Linked DNA regions of Homo sapiens: region 1 is linked to region 2. A link is a loop called in an ENCODE intact Hi-C map of the cell type or tissue named here. Cell type or tissue: adrenal gland. All regions are shown on one strand. Each heading gives the region's core, and the rest is flanking DNA. Links, peaks and the distances in the headings are about the cores only. Region 1 overlaps LOC105371024 (a long non-coding RNA gene). Region 2 has its middle 66 kb from the start of ASB7.

Region 1 (4,396 bases), core at 91-4,090, 76 kb after region 2:
TGTAGTAATATTCCTTGTTTCAACCCTGATATTGGTAATTTGCATCTCTCTCTTGTTTTTAGTCTTTCTAAAGATTTGTCAGTTTTGTTGGTGTTTTTAAAGAACCAGTTCTTTGTTTTGTTGATTTTTCTCTATATTTTGTTTTCGATTTTATTAATTTCTGCTTTTATCTATATTATTTTGTTCTTTTTGATTGCTATTGATTTATTTTGCATTTCTTTCTCTAGATTAAGAACCCAGATTAATGATTTGAGACTTTTCCTGTTTCCTAATGTGTGCGTTTCATGTTATAAATTTCCCTCTCAGCACTATGTTAGCTGCGTCCCTAAAATTTGGATATATTGTATTTTAATTTTTATTCATTTTAATATATTTAAAAACATCTTTTCCTACAGAGTTTATTTTTTACTCAGGGATTATTTAAATATGTGTTGTTTAGTTTCTAAGTGTCTGGAAACTTCTTGTTACTTTTCTGCTTTTGATTTCTTGTTGAATTCCACTGTGGTTAGAGAATACACTCGGTATGAGTCTAATGCTTTTAAATTTGTGAATTTTTTTAATGGCTGGTAATATGTCCTATCTTGGTAAATGTTTTGTGGACACTTGGAAAGAATATATATTCTGCCGTTGAGTGATGTGTTCTATGAATGTCGTTTAGATTTGTTGACTGATGGTATTGCTGAATTCTTCTCTCTATACTTGCTGATTTTCTTTCTAGTTGTTTCATAAATTGTTCAGATAGGTGCATTGAAATCTCCAACTATAATTGTGGATTTGTCTATTTCTCCTTTTAGTTTTATCAGTTTTGTGTTCATATATCTTGTAGCTCTGTTGTTAGGTGCATACATATTTAGAATTACTGTATCTTCTTGATGGATTGACCCTTTTATTATTATATTATTATATGTCTCTTTCTGTCTCTGGTAATTTTCTTTGCTCTGATATCTACTCCATCTTATGTTTATATAGCCATTCCTGCTTTCCTTTGATTGATGTTTGCATGATTTTTAAAAAATCCCTTTACTGCCAACCTGCCTTTATCATTATATTGGAAGAAATTTCTTTTGGATAACATATGGTTGAATAATGTTTGTTGTTGTTTAATTTTTAAGACTTTATTTTTAAGAGCAGTTTTAGGTTCATAGCAAAATTGAGAGGAAGGTGCAGAGATTTGCCTTATACTCTCTGCCCCTAAACATGCATAGCTTCCCTCTGTTTCTGTCTTCTGAAAGTGGCTGTAGAGAATTGGTGTAGTTTCTTCCTTAAATGTTTGGTAGAAATCACCAGTGAACCTATACGGATGGGCCTGAGGCTTTTTGTTTCGGAGGTAATTGATTCAACCTCTTCAATAGATACAGACCTATTAAGATTGTCTGTTTCTTCTTATGTGAGTTTTGGCAGCTTGTGTCTTTCAAGATATTGGTCCATTTTATCTAGGTTACCAAATCTGTGGGCATAGAGTTGTTCATAGTATTTATTTATCATCCTTTCAGTGTCTATGGGCTCTATAGTGACGTCCCTTCTCTCATGTCTGATATTAGTAATTTGGGTCCTGTCTTTTTTTCTCAGCCTGGCTAAAGGCTTATCAATTTTACTGGTCTTTCCAAAGTACCACGTTTTTATTTCATTGATTTTTTTCTGTTAATTTCCTATTTTCAATTTAATTACTTTTTGTTCTAATTCTTATTATTTCTTTTCTTCTGCATACTTGGAATTTAATTTACTCTTTATTTCTAGCTTCCTAATATAGAAATTAGTTTGTTTTTAGATCTTCTTTTCTTATATGTGTATTCAGTGCTATAAATTTCCCACTAAGTGTTGCTTTCACTGCATCCCACAAATTTTTATTAGTTATGTTTTAATTTTCATTTAGTCCCAAATATTTTAAAGTTTCCCTTTAGTTTTCTTCTTTGACCGTATATTATTTAGAAAGGTGTTGTTTAATCTCTATGTAGTTGGGGATTATCCCATTATCTTCCTGTCATTAATTTCTAGTTTAATTACTTTGGGGTCTGAAAGTAGATATTCAATGATTTCTGTTTTTTGTTTTTTTAATTACGTGTATTTTATAGCCCAGAATATGGTCCATTTTGGTGAATGTCCCATGTGAGCTTGAGAAGAATATGTATTCTGCTGTTGTTGGATGAAATAGTCTAGAGGTATCAATTATATCCAGTTGATTTATGGTGTTGTTGAGTTCAATTATGTCCTTACTGATTTACTGCTTGCTGGATCTGCCCATTTATGATCAAGAGTTTTTAAATCTTCAACTATGACAGTGTATTCATCTATTTTTCCTTGCAATTCTATCAGTTTTTGTGTCTCATAGTTTGACACTGATGTTAAGTGCATACATGTTAAGGATTGTTATGTCTTCTTGGAGAATTGACCCATTTATCACTATGTAATGCCCTTCTTTATCCATGATCACTTTCCCTGCTTTTAGGTCTGCTTTTTCTAAAATTAATATGGCTACTTCTGCTTTCTTTTGATTAACCTTACTTTGTAATATTTTGTCCATTTTCTTTTAACCTATTTTTATCTTCATATTTAAAGTGGGTTTGCTTTTTGTTTTTTTGGTAGAGAACATATAGTTGGGTCTTGTTTATTGATCCACTCTGACAATGACTGTCTTTTAGTTGGTGCATTTATATCATTGACATTCAAAATTATTATTGGTATAATTGGATTCATATTATATCATTGACATTCAACATTATTATTGATATCATTGGATTCGTATCTACCATATTTGTTACACTTTTCTATTTGTTGCCTTTCATCTTTCTTTCTTCTTTTGTCTTCTACTCTTTTCCTATCTTTTGTGGTCTTAATTAGCATTTTACATTCCATTTTCTCTCCTTTCTTGGCATATCAGTTGTACTTCTTTTTTTATTTTTTAGTGGTTTCCCTAGAGTTGTAACATACATTGACAACTAATTTGAGTGTACTTTTAAATAACAATATCCCACTTCACAAGTTGTGTGAATACCTTATAATAACAAATAATCCAAATTCCTCTTCTCCATTTCTTGTATCACTGCTGTCACTAATTTTATTTATATATAAGTGCATATATATATCTAATACAATGTTGCTATTATTATTTTAAACAAATTTATCTGTTAAATCAACTGAGAATAAGAAAAATAAACATTTTTATTTTACCTTCACGTATTTTTTCTTCAACCTTTATACTTTCTTTACGTAGGTCCAAGTTTCTGAACTACATTATTTTCCTTCTCCCTAAAGAACTTCTTTTAAAATTTCTTGCAAGGCAGGTTCACGGGCAACGAATTCCCTCAATATTTGTTTGTCTGAGAAAGTATTTTTCCTTCACTTTTGAAGGATAATTTTACAGGGTACAGAATTGTAGGTTGCTGGGTTGTGGGTTTTATTTCCCCACACTTTATTTCACTCTACTCTCTTCTTGCTCGCATGGTTTCTGAAGAGAAGTTGGATATAATTTCTTATCTTTGTTTCTTTGTAGTAACATGTTTTTCCTCTCTTTGATTTTCTGTAGTTTGAAGATGATAGGCCTAGGTGCAGTGTTATTGGCATTTATCCTGCATGGTGTTCTCTGAACTTCCTGGGTCTATGGTTTGGTGTGTGACATTTATTTGGTGGAAATATTGTTCCAGTATTTTTTTTCTGTTTTTTTCTCTCTTTCTTATCTTTCTTTTGATGGGTTACTAATAAGCCCATCAAATGCATCCTTCGTTTCTGTTACAGTGTTTTTGTCTTTCAGCATTTCTTTTTGGTTCTTTCTTAGGATTTCTACCTCCCTGCTTATATTGCCCATCTGTTCTCGCATGTTGTCTACTTTGTCCATTTAAAACAGACTCTTCCAATCTCTGTCTTATAAATGGTGCACTTAGATCATTTACATTTAATAGAATTATAAATATGTTAAAACTTAAGTCTGCCATTTTAAAATTTTGTTTATTCCTTTTTTTCATTGTTTCTTTGTTTTCTTTTCCTGCTTCCTATGGGTTACTTGAACATTTTTTAGAATTCCAATTGATTTATCTGTAGTGCTTTTGAGTGTATTTCTTAGAATTTTTTTTAGTGATTGCTCTAAATATTAAATTACATAAAATAATTTATCACTGTCTGCTAGTATTGTCATTTTACCAGTTAATTCAGTATAGATATCTTCCCTCTCTTTATATCCCTTTACCTTCCTCCAGTTATAACTGTACTGAATTTTCCTCTGCATATCTTTAGAACCATATCACACAGTGTTATAATTTTTGCTTTTCCCATCAAACTTAATTTAGAAAATTCAAGAGAAGAAGGAAAATCTTTTAGTTAGTAATTTTGTTCTTTCCATGTTCTTTCTTCCTTTTAGATATCTTTTTTTTTTTTTTTTTTTTGAGACAGAGTCTCGCTGTGT
Region 2 (4,396 bases), core at 97-4,096:
TAGTTCAGCATCCAGAGGACTGAAGACCAATGTGAGAACATTTTCTCATCATTCATATAACCAAGTACAGGAACTGGGCAGTATTTGATTTTCCTTGATTTTTGAGCTATCATCATCGGTGCGTATATGGATGGCTCTCTTCCATTTTCAACTGATCCTCCCACCTTGGCCTCTCAAAGTGCTGGGTTACAGGTGTGAGCCACTGCACCTGGCCTACCCTGCATTTTGATTTTACAATGCTCTTGTTTCCTCTTTTCATGCCTAGTAGTTTTATCATGCATACTTGTTGGCCGGCAGTATGTTCTCCATTATGCTTTTCAGAAGACAAAGTAGTGGAGTACATGGCTTTTAATTAGAATAGATTTTTCCCTAACTTAATTTTATGTTTTAGTTTTAAAACTATTTTTGTTCTTTTGGTTTTCTTTTTCTTTGTTTTCTTTCCCCAGCTGTTTAATATGAAAGCATCTGTGGTTTCCACATTTGCGAAGATGTTAACATCACTGAGTTATCTTTGTGTGTACATGGACGCCTATATATCTTTTTTTCTGTGCTATTTAAAACTAAGTTATTGGTTGGGCATAGTGGTTTATACCTGTACTCCTAGGACTTTGGGAGGCTGTGGTGGGAGGGTCACTTGAGCCCAGGAGTTAGAGCCCAACCGGGGCAATCTAGCAAGACTCTACCTCTACAAAAAATTTAAAATAATAGCAGTAGTCCCAGCAACTTGGGAGGCTGAGGTGGGAGGATCACTTGAGCTCCGGAGGTTGAAGTTGCAGTGAACCATGACTGTGCACTGTGCTCTAGCCTGGATGGCAGGCTGAGAACTTGTCTCTGAAAATAAATAAATAAATAAATAAAACGAAGGTGTAGACATTATGATACTTCGCTTGCATCCAAAAATACATTCTTCAATATAACCAGAATACTGATATCATTCATAAGAAAACAATGGTAATTTCAAAGTCTAATACAGAGTTCTTATTCAGATTTCCCCAGTTGCCACAAGAATATCTGTTATAACTGTTTTGATTTACTTTTTAAAACCAGGATTGAATCTTGGTTTACACGTTGCATTTGGTTGTGTCCCTTTGATCTTTCATTCCAGAATAATGCATGCTACCTAAAAAAAAAAAAAAAATCTCAGGAGTTGACTAAAGAGTCCAGAAAATTTGTCTTAGATAATATCCCATATTCTGGATTTGCATGCCTGTTTATCCCTGGTGTCACTTAGCTTGTTCCTCTACTTTTGGTATATCCGGTAAACTGGAGGTAAGTTTGGCAGCAGGCTGGGTCCAGGGTCAGCGTTTTTGGCAGGTATGTTTCATAGATGATGCTGTGTGCTAGGATATGTTTTTAGAGTTTCATCTCTAAAGGCAACTGAAAGTAGACAGCTCCCAGGCCTTGTAGAGTGATTACTAATTGACTTGAACATTAAACAGGCAAGAATTATTTCTACCCGAGGAAAACCTAATGAGGAAAACATCTGGCCCCTCAGCAGAGGCTGGGAAATGCTTGTGTCTCTTCCAGGGACTAGCCAGCGCCTGGCGACGTGCAGCGCTTTGTTAACGTGCATTTTCCGACTCCATATGTTCCTGCGGTTGAGGGGAGGCGAGGCGCGGGGCAGCGCGTGGAGAGGAAGGCCTGGCCAGGCCACTTCGGTTTTGTTTGGACGGAGGATTTGGCTCTTCATTTATTTACACCATGGTGGATTGTTTTGTCTCTCACCTCCTCTCTAATCCCATATTTCATCTCTCTGGCCAACAACCGAATAATAAAGTAAATAGATAGGACAAGCTGGTGGGTCCCACAGAGCTGGAGCTGATGAGACTCGCTTGAAAATTCCCTTCCTTAGATTTTAAATTCTGTGACTCAGACTTGTGTTTAAACACACACACGCACACACACCCCTCACAGAAATGTGGGTGGGAAAGTGGAGGACTGAGGGTCATTATGTCTCTCTGTTCCCACCTAACCTAAGTGGCCATTTCTAGATGCCATTTTAAAATTGTTTCCTTCCTGTAATAAGAGCCTCTTGTACTAAAGAAAATCATCTTTCCTGAAATGTGGGTTTCTGGGGTCTGAAAAAGACACATTGTGAGTGTAAGGATGTGGAGCATCCCGGCTCTGTGTGAGGGCACAGGGATCCCCTCAGAGGAGGGGGCTTCCGCCTGGCCCTGAGCCCCCTGTGGCCTGCCCTCGGGCCATCCCTTCCTCCTCTGGACTCGATGATCCTCAGGCCCTGCTGGCTGTGATGGCCTAAAGGCTGTGGTTACTGACAACTTAGCAACCTGGGTGCGTGGATGCATGTGTGTGTGTGTGTGTGTGTGTGCTTGCGGGATGCTCTCTCTTCCAGGCAACTCTTCTCAATGACTCTATGAGGCAGGCACTCCATTACCGCAAGATGAAGATGAGGAAACTGAGGCACAGAGAGGCTGAGGGAGTTGCCTGAAGTCATATGGTGAGGAAGTGGTGGAGGTGAGATGGTAGCCACATGTCTGTCTCTAGGAACTCTCAGGGGACTCCCCTGCAGACAGACAATGCTGCATGTAGTCCAACTGATCCCTTGGCTGGCTTTACTGTGACATCTTTAAACCGTTCACCCAGCGCCCAGGTGACGTGTCTTGGGCCACTAGCCACTGTGGGTTGGGTTTTGCTGGAAGCCACCTCTGCACATTCCACTGTGAATTGCTTTCCCCACTCAGACTAGGGGCTCCATGGCTTCTGGCTGACCCTCGAGCATTGCACAGGTTGATAGGGCTGTTTGGTTCCTTGTCAGCCAGTCCAGTGAAGGGCTGGGTAACTGTAGGAGAGCCCAGCTTCCGAATCTAAATCAAGCAATACCAATCAACGAAAAACACCATGGTCTTCTGGCTTGAAAAACTTCTTGGTGAATAAGAGGCAACATTACATTTCATTTTCTGGATGTATCTTTCCACCCACCCACACCAACCCCCCAAGAAAATCTAGTTACTGCGACCCAGTAACAACCAGCAAGCTTGAGGTATGTTCAAGTTCAGACAGAGAGTGATGTGGCGATGACTGGAAACCCATGCCCAGCTCTGAAGGGGTTTCGCCTGCACGTGGGCTTCAAACGGGGCTGTCCTCCCAGGGGCGGCTGCTGGAGCACCGAGGGATGGACAGCACTCCCAGCGCGGGAGCAGCAGCCGGTTCACCCCTGCGGGGCTAGGAGCTTTCTGCAAGAGATGGCTCGGCTCAGCTGACTCCTGGCAGGAATTTGCCTGCCTTCCGAGGGTGGGTCCAGCCCCCACCACCATCACAGGAGTCTGGAGAGCGGGAGAAGACCTGATTGCTTCCCCCTGGGTAAAGTGAGCCCTGAATGAGGCAGGCTTTTGTAGATGGATCTATACGTTTGACGGCCTCATTCTCTGAATCCTGAATCAAGACTTAGATCTCTCAATGAGCTTTCATGCTGTTTGGAGGTTTAGGAGGCAGCTTGGGAGAGGGTATTTTGTAGCTGAAATGTGAATTTCTGGGACATTTTGACAGCTTATGAGGACTGAGGTTTAGACACTTGGAATTGTAACTTTCCTGGAGATTCCAGGGTGTTTGGTCGGCGTATTGGTTTGTGAGGGCTGTTTCAGAGTGCCACAGCCTGGGGACTTAAACAGCAGAAATGGATCGTCTCTCAGTTCTGGAGGCTGAAAGACAAAAATCAAGGTGCTGGCAGGGTGGGGTCCTACTGAGGGCTGGGAGGGAAACTCTGCTCCAGGCCTCTCTCTAGCTTCGGGGAGGGTTTCTGGAGATCTTTGGCATCCCTTGGCTTGTTGAAAACTCATCCTGATCTGTGCCTTCATGTCCATGTGGCAGTCTCCCCGTGTGTGTCTCTCTCTGTCCACGTCTCTCCTTTTTATTTTATTTATTTATTTATTTATTTATTTATTTATTTATTTATTTATTTTTCTGAGACGGAGTTTCACTCTGTCGCCCAGGATGGAGTGCAATGGCAAGATCTCGGCTCACTGCAAGCTCCGCCTCCCAGGTTCATGCCATTCTCCTGCCTCAGCCTCCTGAGTAGCTGGGACCAGAGGCGCCCGCCACCACGCCCGGCTAACTTTTTGTATTTTTAGTAGAGACAGGGTTTCACCAAGTTAGCCAGCATGGTCTCAATCTCCTGACCTTGTGATCTGCCTGCCTCAGCCTCCCAAAATGCTGGGATTACAGGCGTGAGCCACTGCGCCTGGCCCTCATCTCCTTTTTATAAGGACACCAGTCTCATTAGATTAGGGCCCACCCTAATGACCTCATCTTAACTTGGTGCAGCCTGCAAAGACCCTATTTATTAGTAAATTGCAGTCTGCAGCGCTCGGGGTTAGGATTCAACACATGAATTTTAGTTGGGAACACAATTCCACCCATCAGAGTCACCATATTTGGC

What was found. A loop is a pair of places that touch in the nucleus more often than their neighbours do. Peaks named below come from ENCODE experiments on the same cell type or tissue, not always from the same donor. Only the 100,000 strongest peaks of a DNase experiment are listed, where the experiment ranks them.
Region 1: a loop joins it to region 2, with 2.2 times the contacts of the local background. A loop is called at or near these places in 2 of 110 quality-filtered maps.

What each region holds. Positions count from the first base shown.
Region 1 is chr15:100,742,530-100,746,925 of GRCh38, forward strand. All of the region lies in intron 2 of LOC105371024 (a long non-coding RNA gene), which reads left to right. Among named protein-coding and RNA genes, the nearest start is that of GCAWKR, 110 kb to the right of the region's middle. In adrenal gland, for the core only: no CTCF peak of the experiment used is centred there; no DNase peak of the experiment used is centred there.
Region 2 is chr15:100,666,278-100,670,673 of GRCh38, forward strand. No RefSeq gene overlaps it. Among named protein-coding and RNA genes, the nearest start is that of ASB7, 66 kb to the left of the region's middle. RefSeq lists an enhancer at 3,199-3,698. In adrenal gland, for the core only: no CTCF peak of the experiment used is centred there; a DNase peak (open chromatin) is centred at 1,612; H3K27ac peaks cover 849 bases.